2 separate regions of the Homo sapiens genome follow, and region 1 is linked to region 2. The links are chromatin contacts, found by Hi-C or POLR2A ChIA-PET in ENCODE. All regions are on one chromosome and are shown on one strand. The core of a region is the stretch at or near the end of the contact, and the rest is flanking DNA. Distances in the headings are between cores, read along the strand shown.

The links. Hi-C counts contacts between places; a loop is a spot of excess contacts on that map. ChIA-PET counts read pairs that join two places held with the same protein, here RNA polymerase II (POLR2A). Pooled maps may share reads with other maps.
Region 1: a loop to region 2 is called in a map of CD8-positive, alpha-beta T cell, with 4 times the contacts of the local background. The contact joins two enhancer-like sites. A Hi-C loop is called at or near these places in 20 of 168 maps with a recorded cell type or tissue (CD8-positive, alpha-beta T cell, Caco-2, Calu3 and 14 more), 2 of 37 single-sample maps with no recorded cell type and 7 of 50 pooled maps. POLR2A ChIA-PET finds 5 or more read pairs at or near these places in 11 of 52 experiments (A549, A673, Caco-2 and 8 more).

Annotation. Positions count from the first base shown.
Region 1 is chr11:27,452,552-27,458,176 of GRCh38, reverse strand. The region is part of intron 1 of LGR4 (leucine rich repeat containing G protein-coupled receptor 4); the gene reads left to right. Among named protein-coding and RNA genes, the nearest start is that of LGR4-AS1, 16 kb to the left of the region's middle. Within about 2 kb of position 1,801, at least 3 of the 41 ENCODE cell types and tissues checked have a DNase peak (open chromatin) inside an H3K27ac peak, as active enhancers do; they include PC-3 and PC-9, where a contact is called at or near this core.
Region 2 is chr11:27,394,362-27,399,676 of GRCh38, reverse strand. The region is part of intron 2 of LGR4 (leucine rich repeat containing G protein-coupled receptor 4); the gene reads left to right. Among named protein-coding and RNA genes, the nearest start is that of CCDC34, 34 kb to the right of the region's middle. Within about 2 kb of position 3,944, at least 9 of the 41 ENCODE cell types and tissues checked have a DNase peak (open chromatin) inside an H3K27ac peak, as active enhancers do; they include PC-3 and PC-9, where a contact is called at or near this core.

The sequences.
Region 1 (5,625 bases), core at 552-3,051, 61 kb before region 2:
TTGCGTATATTAATATGTAATACTCACTTTCTTTTCTTTTTCTTTTTGAGATGGGGACTTGCTTTGTTGCCCAAGCCGGACCACAGTGGCATGATCACAGTTCACTGCAGCCTCTAACTCCTGGGCTCAAGCAGTCCTCCTACCTTAGCCCTCCAAATAGATGGGACTACAGGCATGTGCCACCATGCCTGGCTAATTTTTTTTTTAATTTTTGCAGAGATGGGGTCTTGCTGTGTTTCCCAGGCTAGTCTTGAACTTCTGGCCTCAAATGATCCTCCTGCCCTGGCTCCCAAAGTGCTGGGGTTACAGGTGTGAGCCACTGTGCCTGGCCAGTACTCATTTTCATTGCTAAGGAGTGTTCCATTGTGTACGTATACTATAATTTGTTTCTCCATTCACCAGTCAAGGGACATTTGCCCTATTTCTAGCTTTTTGGCTATTATAAATAAAGCCACCATAAATATTCACACAGAGTTTTTGTATGAACATAGGTATTTATTTCACTTGCATAAATACCTAGAGTGAGATCCTGGGTCATATGGTAAATGTATGTTTATAAGAAAATGTTGGTCTCAATTTTAATGTCTTAGACTGTGGTGAGGTTTGTTATCACCAATTACTTATAGTCACAATATATTGTTAGCATGGTATGTAGTATTAGCAAAAGCTGTTAAAAACTGATTTTGTTTAAATGTCTGCTTTCTTTAAGTTCTTTAAACTCCTCTATGCTGAGAATGTCTGCTTTTAAAAGAGAAGAATTCTTAGCTCCCTTTATGATACCTAGCAGTTGCTGTAATCCCCGCCAGAGACTCCTGTAGAAATTACCCTAATGTGAAGCATTTTGCTTACAGTGAAAAAAGTTTGAATTATTAATGTATTCATATTTGGAATGTCTGATTTTTTTAAAAAATGGATATTTAGTGAAGAATTGCTGGGCCTACCTATACATTATGCATTTTACATGTGCTAACTAGAATTTCCACAGTAACCATCTTGGTCCATGGCAGGATTCCCATTTTATCACTGAGCAAACTGGGATTTAAAAGGATTAGGTAACTTGTTCAAATATCCCACAGTTAGTGGGTGGTAGTTTGTGAAGCTCAGGTGTTCCATATTTAAGTTTGCTCATCCCTGTAGTTTGCTTAGATATTTGACAATTTATCAGAAGAGGAACAGGTGAAATGAGAAACAAAATGGTGAGAAGCTACAGGTTATTACAGGAAAAAAAAATCAGAACAGAAAAAAATGTGTACCCAAAAAGCACACATACATCTATATGTCTGCATACACTGGGAGACTATGACTTGATTTAGAGTCAAAAATCTACACAATAGATTCAAAATCTGTTGTGTAAAATGAAGTTGTCTGTTATTCATAGCAGAACTTTTAAAAAGTATCTCTAACTTGGTCTTTTTGCTTTTTATACATACTTGTTTAAAAGCTTTCACATCATTTCCCATGTTAATAGTGTTTTTTTGTGTGTGTCTGGAAAGTATCAGTCATATGCTTTTTGACTGGCTTTTTCTTTCTTCCGTGGACTTCACTTACATGGTATATGAGGATCAGATCTGTTAGCAGACTCACTTTTCTGTTTCTAAAGGAGCAAATTTCTGAATGTGCTCCTTTAAACCAAAACTTTGCAGTAGATTAAAAAGCAAAATGTGCAGTATGATGGTTTCCATATAGCTGCCCCCTTTCACTCACTGGAATTTCCTGCCTCTCCTGTTGAAGATGTTTTTATAGGGAAGTCAGCATAAAAGTGAATCACCCATGAGCCTTTTTCTCCCCCAAGGCATTTCATTTAGTCAACTTGGTATTAATTTAGTTGGTACTCTTTAGTTGACTCGAACACTGTGTGTTGATGGTGTGAGCTGATGTTTATTAAGCTGTTAATGTTTTACAGACTTGATGGGTTCCCATTTGGATCTGTGTGCTCTTTCCTTTAGCAGCAGGGCTATTATTCATGATTGAATCTGTGGCCACAGTTTTAATTTTGAATGTACTGGTGATAGCCAGCCTCATGCTAAACAGTCATTTGCTTGGTGATTCTAAAGGTTGTCTTCTTCCCCTGGAAGCATTTTGCTTTCTCATTTCACTTATGTTGCATTCTTAGTCATGAAGAGCTCTCTGGTCTGTCCTGCCATTCAGATAATATCATCACCATCCTCTTGTTATTAACTTAGATGCTCATAATAATGTTATTGAATGCCAGGCACTAAATGAAGTGCGTAACACGTGTTATCTATTTAATCCTCCCAATAGGCCTCCAAAGCAATGCTATTATTCTCCCCATTTTAGAGATGGAGAAACCATGGCAAGTGAGGACTTATTACCACTAGTAATGAGAGGTTTTGCAGGTAGGGTGTTGGATCTTGCTTTTATAGACTAGGGTTATTTGGTTGAGTGGGCTGTATAACAGTATCTTTCAGTGCTCTTCCTAAATGTAGGCGTTCATCCATTGTACATGTCTTAGGTATCGGAAACTTCTCATTATGTAGATGGGGAATTAATTCTGGAGAGGTTTTGTTTTGTTCTGTGCTTGAAGTGTTCTCAGCTCCTTAGAATGTAGATTTGGAAAGGATCTTAAAGGTCATCTAATGCAGTGGATCTAAAACTCTTGTTTATTATGGCCCACCCATCAAAAAGGCTATGTCGTTCCATGGGGAAAGCAAAAAGTCAGTTTCTCCCAATGGTGTATATTATATTAACCTGTTTATAGACATGGTAGTTATTATTTGTTAAACTTTTCAGTCACATAAATCATAACACCAAATTCTTGTTGTTGTTTTTTTTTAGACTTTTCCTCCCTTCTTTGTGTACTTCTCTATTAAGAGCTGGCAGTTGATCTGGCTCAAATTCCCCATTTAATGGGGGAGAAATCCAGTTACATTTAGTTGTATGACTTGACCAGAATCATTTATAGTGCTCCAGGGTATGTTAAAAATGAAACACCCCATCTGTACAAAAAATAAATTAGCCTGGCGTGGTGGCACACACTTGTAGTCTCAGCTACTCAGAAGGCTGAGACAGGAGGATCACTTAGAGACCAGGAATTTGAGGCTGCAGGGAACTATGATGGTGCCACTGCACTCCAGCATGGGTGACAAAGTGAGACCTGGAAAAAAGAAAGAAAGACAGACAGAGAAGGCAAGTGGAAGAGCATTATCAGAAGAGATGGTCCTTTCTTTGACTGTGTTAATCTTTAACATTTAATTTAATATTAACATTTAGTAAGACTTTTGACTTGTGTTGCTGTGGCTTGTGTCTGTTGGATGACAAGATAAAATTTCCTGTGCTTCTTCCTTGTCTTCCCAGTTTTCCATGGGCTCAGTACTTTGTTGAAATTGTAGGAGATAATTTGTGGAGGTGAATAAAAATGTTTAATGCAAATAATTTTGCTTTTTTTTTTTTTTTTGAGACAGAGTCTTGCTCTGTCTTCCAGGCTAGAGAGCAGGTGGCATGATCTCGGCTCACTGCAACCACCACCGCCCTGGTTCAAGCAATTCCCCTGCCTCAGCCCCTGATGTAGCTGGGATTACAGGTGCATGCCACCACATCTGGCTAAGTTTTAGTATTTTTAGTAGAGACAGGGTTTCACCATCTTGGCCAGACTGGTCTCGAACTCCTGACCTCAGGCAATCTATCTGCCTTGGCCTCCCAAAGTGCTGGGATTACAGGCATGAGCCACTGTGCCCGGCCAATAATTTTATTTATTCAAACTATTCTTTGAGAGCTACAAATATTTGTATAATGGTTCATGGAATTGTCAACCCAAAAGTATCTGTGACAGATCTCAATCAATTTAGAAAGTTTATTTTGCCAAGGCTAAGGACTTGCCTGTGACACAGCCACAGACAGTCTTGAAGACGTGGTTGGAGTACAGCTTACTTTTATACTTTTTAGGGAGACATAATATATCAATCAATACCTGTGAGATGACATGGGTTTGATCTGGAAAGGAGGGACAAGTTGAAGCCAGGGAGCTTCCAGGTTATAGGTAGATTTAAAAATTTTCGGATTGGCAATTGGCTGAAAGAGTTTAGTTTTTATCTAAAAGCCTGGAATAAATAGAAAGGAATGTCCGAGTTCCAATGATAAGGGATTGTGGAGACCAAAGTTTTATCATGCAGATGAAGCCTCCAGGTAGCAGGCTTCAAAGAGAATAGATTGTATTATAAATGTTTCTTATAAGTCTTCAGGTCTGTGTTGATGCTAATGCTGGTTGGCTCTTACTAAATTCCAAAAGGGTGTAGGATATAATGAGGCATGTCCAACTTCCCCTTCCCATCATGGTCTGAACTAGTTTTTCAGGTTAACTTTGGAATGCCTTTGGCCAAGAGGAGGGTTCCATTCAGAAGGCTGGGGCCCTTAGAATTTTATTTTTGGTTTACAGAATCAGTACTCTTTCAACTTTAAAATAATAATTACTTACTGAGATAATAAGTCAGAACTTTAAAAATTAATTTGTTCAACATTTGTTTATTAAGTGTCTGATGTGTTAGGGACTGTTTTTGGTGCTGGGGACACAGAATTGAACAGTATCTGATGCCATCCTTGCATTCCTATAACTTACCTGGCAGGGGGGTGGGGGATTAGTGGTAGACAGTAAATAAGCACAATGAATATAAAAGGTCAGGTAATGTTACATACCATCAAGGAAAATAAAGCAAGATGAAGGTGGTTTGCTGTTAAAGTAGGGTAGCCAGGGAAGGCTGGAATGAAATTTAGATATTAAGATAATTAGTCAATATCTATAGGAATATGAATCCATCTTAAGCAATGGCAAAACAAAATTTAAAAAGTTCCTCTTGGCCGGGCGTGGTGGCTCACGCCTGTAATCCCAGCACTTTGGGAGGCCGAGGTGGGCACATCATGAGGTTGGGAGTTCGAGACCAGCCTGGCCAACACAGTGAAACCCTGTCTTTACTAAAAGTACAAAAATTAGCTGGGCATGGTGGCAGGCGCCTGTAATCCCAGCTACTCGGGAGGCTGAGGCAGGAGATTTGCTTGAACCTGGGAGGTGGAGGTTGTGGTGAGCTGAGATCGCACCACTGCACTCCAGCCTGGGCGACAGAGCTAGACCCTGTCTCAAAAAAAAAGGTTTCTCCCTACCCCATAGTGACAACTTAATTAAACATAAAAGTCACTGTGCATGTAGGAACATTAAAAAAGAAAATAAAAGATAAAAGAAAAAACATAAAAAGGTTTGAAGTCAATGTGGCAGAATAAATTGGTATGTCAATACAACAGGCTATTACACAGAAGTATACAAACTATTGATACACATGACTATGGATAGTTTTCAACGGTATTAAGGCTGAGTGATTAAAACCAAGTTCAACAGTGAAACACCGTCTCTACTAAAAATACAAAAAAAAAAAAAAAATTAGCCGGACGTGGTGGCGGGCACCTGTAGTCCCAGCTACTCGGGAGGCTGAGGCAGGAGAATGGTGTGAACCCGGGAGGCGGAGCTTGCAGTGAGCCGAGATCGCGCCACTGCACTCCAGCCGGGGCGACAGAGACTCTGTCTCAAAAAAAAAAAAAAAAAAAAAACTCAAAAAGTTGTATACTGTATGATTCCAGGTTTACTATAAATGACAAAATTATAGTGTTGGCGAACAGACC
Region 2 (5,315 bases), core at 2,695-5,194:
ATGGTGGTGGGCGCCTGTAATCTCAGCTACTCCAAAGGCTGAGGCAGGAGAATTGCTTGAACCCAGGAGGCTGAGGTTGCAGTGAGCAGAGATCACGCCACTGCACTCCAGCCTGGGAGACAGTGCGAGACTCCACTCCATCTCAAAAAGAAAAAAAAAAAAAAGTAGTTGCCAAAATTTTGGAGCTTGCTGATTTCAAATTACATTTAATAAAAGAATGTCACTCACATCCTGTTAAATGCCTTAGTTCAGTTTTGAACTAGAAATGCTTTCTCTGGAGGCAGTATCATGGGCTGGTGGTTGTGCCTAGTGTTCTTTACACATATGCGGCACTGTGGTGATCCATCCATTTGAGGGAATAGAATGGCATCCCAGGAGAAGCAGCCTGGCTGTGTTTGGGTACCACCTGTGATACTTCCTATGTGTGTCTTCAAAAGTAGGTATAGAAAGAAACAAGGAGGGCCAGGCCTGGTGACTCAGACTCACACCTGTAATCCCAGGACTTTGGCAGGCTGAGGGGGGTGGATCACCTGAGGTCAGGAGTTTGAGACCAGCCTGACCAACTTGGTGAAACCCCAGTCTCTACTGAAAATACAGAATTAGCCGAGTGTGGTGGTACATGGCTGTAATCCCAGCTACTTGGGAGGCTGAGGCAGGAGGAGAAATCGCTTGAACCTGGGAGGCGGCAGTTGCAGTGAGCCAAGATCCTGCCATTGCACTCCAGCCTGGGCAACAAGAATGAAACTCCGTCTCAAAAAAGAGAAAGAGAGAGAGAGAGAAAGAGGAAGAGGAGAAAACATTGCTGAGGGGTAGATAAATGTTGGTCAGAAGGGAATGGTGGTGCTCGAAGTACTTTTCAGGCAGGACTTGACGGGAGCCCAATGCCAGGCCATCTGGTAACCACCTCTGCAAAGGGAAGGTAGGAACATGAGTGAATGGGAGGCTGTGGTCACTGTCTTCTGGCTTTATTATCTAGTCTTCAACCTCTCCATAAGGGGAAAGGGAAATTGCCATTAGTAAGAAAGCACTCTATTATTTGTGTGCACAGTTGCTGTAGTCTCCCTCTGCTTTTTCTGCCCGACGTCTCCTCGCAACAGCTGCTGAAAGCCACTGAATCCTCATGTGCCCTCCCTGCTGCTCAGTCCATATGTCTAATCAGTGTATATATGGTATTTCTTACTCCACTAATTCTTGGCTAGAATTCCAGCCAAAAGGCTACAATGAAATTTCTGTAATAGACCACAAGAAACCTAAGTCCCATCATTTCTCAGAGAAATAACACCAATTGGTAAATTCTCTATTTCACACTTGCCTCTCTTGTTTTTTAAGCTGCTTCCTAAGTGAAGAAACTCTAGTGTCGCTCAGTGCATTTCATGAAGGAGTTAACTTTGGCCCAGATTACCATCTGACATGTGGCCTAGTCCTTCACACACACCCTTGACCAGTGCCCCATATTTAAGACAGCGCAGTTCCTGCATTTTCCCCCTGCTGGAAGGGAGAGCAGATAGGAAATTTCAGGTCATATATGCATTAAGAGTCAAGGATATTATTGAAAATTCTTGCTTTCCAAAAAGCTTTCCCTGGAAGGAGCCCCTAATGTCAATCCATGGTCTTTATGAATAATAAATGCACACAAAAGAGATTCATAGAGACATTGCACACTGAGCCACTTGTATGCCGCTTCCTGGAATGGTTCCAAATCCAGTGGGAAAGCGGAAATCTAGAGGATTACTTTTTGCTTCTCCTCTGCCCTTTCTCTTTCTCTCCATTCTCTGTCTTTGCTCTCTTTGCTTCTGGGGCTGTTGTAGCAAACAGAGTAAGTGGGAGTTGCCTTGAGGTAAACGGTGTCCCCTTTGAAATCCTGCTAGACTTGTTTTAATTCTGTGTGATCATGTGCACAACACAGCGTGTGTTGAGATACTACTGTGGACCAGTGGACTGATGTTCCCATGTTTAGAGTTCCTCCCCACCTTTCCTTAAGAAAATATGCTTCCAGCATATGTCGAGAAATAAAATGTTTGCCCTGGCATTCGACACTTTAGCCACGTAGTTCTTTCCTGTTAGGAGAGTGAGGGAGTAGAAATGAAATAAGAAAAGTTGCAGAAAAGGGAAAATAATCAGGAAGCTTTCTCACCCTTTTAGTAGTAATATTAGCTTTGCAAATCCAGAGTCTTACAATGGGGCTTAGCGGAGACATTATAGCAAATACCAAGTGTCTTGTCTTTGTAAGGGGTCATACAAGGGAATATAGAATAAAGATGACCTAGTCCCTGCTCATGAGGGACATATAAGATCATTGAAGAAGATCAGAGCAGTACAAAGGAACTAAAGGCAGAATAAGATGCACCCAATGGGATAGCTTTGTCTAAGGTACCCGTGGAATCAAAGGAAGGTGATATCATGAGTTCATACCGGTGGTAGCGTACCCTACTTGGACAACTTGAACAAGGCTTCAGTTTGTAGAGGGCAGAGTTGTGGGTATTTCAAGTGAAGGAGATGGTGTGAGCCAAGAGTCAGAGGTGGCAATGCATGGTGTGTTTGGATGTAATAACGGTGCTTAGTTGCACCAGGGGAAAAGAGAGCCTTTGGGAAAATGCTTAGAATTGTGCTTTTTCAGATTAAGTGGTTTGAGACAGGAATCCTGTGGAAGTTCATGGCAGTAGTCCAGGAGGAAAAAAAATCAGGTGATAACAGGAAGAGTCAAAGAGTGGATGGGTTGAAACCTTGCAGAGAGACACTCTCGTGGTCTTTGGAAACAGAACACGGAGGGGAAAGAACTGATGCCTGGGACTCTCCACCTTCACAAACAGAAAACCATACCACTTTCACTCTTATTTTTTCACCCTAATTATCTTTTTCCTTTAGTATTTCACAGCCACTGGAAAATAGTAAAAGAATATTGTTTGTGGGACAAAAAGAAAAATATAAATAACAAGATTTAGTCAATGAAAAAGGTTTTCTGAGGGCAGCCAATAGGTCCTGAAGTAGTGAGAAGCTACGAAAACTGTTGGCTATAGCACAGAAGTGCAAACCCAGGCATGGAATGGGAAGTGGCTGGTCTTTGCTAATAGAGGGCCAAATTCCTGCTCAGGATCAGCCACCTCTTTTTCCTCCGGAGTTGCCTAAAAAAATAAAAAAAATAATAATAAAAAACAAACAACAGAGAATGGTATGTATCCTTAACTAAGTCTCACTGAGTTTAGGGCATGCCCTACCTTTGGGCACTCAGGGAATCCCATTCTCAGCCCCTCTTGCTGGTCATCTTTGGCTATGGGAAGGATGGCACTGTAGGTCTGTTAGGAACTTCTCCGTAACTGCAGTTCTGGGCTCCTAATGCATAGTCTCTCCTTACTAGCTTTATTCTGCTAGGTGACATCTATTGATACTCAGACAAGGCTGTTAACTTGCTCAAGTCCACTCTGCCCCACCTTTTCTGTGAATTATTTCCTAATCTTTTGGTGACTACCAGAGGCATCACAATACAGGTAGAAGTGGATAAGTATTTCAGCCAGCCGGGCAAGAGAACTGGAATGCTGGCTCCTTCATGTACAAGCAGTGTGACTTATGCCAAGTCACCTAACCACTCAGGGACTCAGAAAAGCAGGGCAGTTGTCTTGAGATGATTAAAATGAAAGAATGTTTGTGTACCAGCTATCAGTATCACAGTGTCTGCAACTACTGTAGGCGTATAGTTTTTTTCTTCCAAAGAATTTGGGATTTTTTTCCTAACCTTGCTATTTATTTACTTTGCTCTTTTCTGAATCTGAGCTTTTAGACATGAAGCATCCCCAAGGTTTACTATAAGAAATACTAGCTCATAAAATAAGCAACATGTGAAGAGCTTCTGGCGGGTGCAATTACTGGAGCTGCAGAGCTTTTACCACGCTGCTGTGCTTGTTACTCATTAACACAGCAGCTCCGTAAACTTACGTAGATACATTCCTGAAGGCTCCACAGGATATGTTTACTCTACTAACAAACTAAGTAATCAAAGTAGAGTGTCCTCTTGGACAGCATTATCACTGTCCACCACATACTAGTAGTGTTTATTTCTCCAGATCGTTGGCTTGTATTTCAGGATAAGCCTCATGCAGAGCTCATTTTGTCATTTATATTAAAGATAAATAGAGGAGAAAGAGAATGCTTTTTGAAGTTAGGTGACTTTAGTTTTCTCATGGTTTATAAAACGGGCAGAGATTTGGGAAAAGGAAGCAAATATTTTGGCTAATGTGGTCAAACACTCTTTTCTGTTGACAAGTTAAGATAATCAGGTGTTCTGCATTTTGCCACTTTGTTACTTTATAAAATACTTTTTTTTTTTTATGAGCCCAGCACAATAGGCTGAACTCAAGGAAAGCCCATAGATACAAGGACATTCACAACTAATATTAGAGACAAAAGAATAATAAGAATCCTGTAACAGCCTTACTCTGTTTATAGTGTTTCTTTTTTGGAGGACTCTAGCTTTTTAACACTTGGAAGAGCAGTCACAGGGCTATCTGAGGCCCTGGGGAAAGATGGCTACTGCCTCTTATGGCTTTTATGGTGCAATTTGATCTTTTAAAATGTGACCTTTTAAGCACTTTGCATTACAGCTGTGAGCATTATCAGTTGAATTTAATGGGTGAGACCGGGGTCCCTTTGAGATTGCTTGTACCAAGCTTGCACTAAGGTAGACTTTGGGATGCTATGGCATCGGAATGGTGAGCATTTTCAAGGAGGAGCTTCTGAGAAAGCAGTTTCTGTTTCATGAATTGGCATGTTGGTGGGTGGTAACAGAAGTTTGAGATGCACATCCTGTTCTTGAAGGCATTTGTACTTGGCCCACAAGACTAATGTACAAGAAACAACCAGTAGACGGTAGCTTGTGACCCAAGTTTATGAGCTCCGAGTGTTCAAGCATAGGGCACATTTATAAGAACTGAAGCTTTCAAGAGGAGCAGCATTGCAGTTGGGTGTTTAAGGGGGTACAAATGAGGTTGCTAGGTGAAACATTTAAAAGATGTAGTGCTTTGGGAGGCCAAGGCAGGCGGATCATTTGAGGTCAGGAATTCGAAACCAGCCTGGCCAACATGGTGAAACCCCGTCTCTACTAAAAATACAAAAATTAGCTGGGCGTGGTGGTGGGCGTTTGTAATCCCAGCTACTCTGGAGGCTGAGGTAGGAGAATTGCTTGAATCCAGGAGGCAGAGATTGCAGTGAGCTGAGATTGCACCACTGCACTCCAGCCTGGGCGACAGAGTGAGACTCCGTCTCAAAAAATAAATAAATAAAATAAATAAGTAAGTAAAAAATGTAGTGATAAAGCTGGCTAG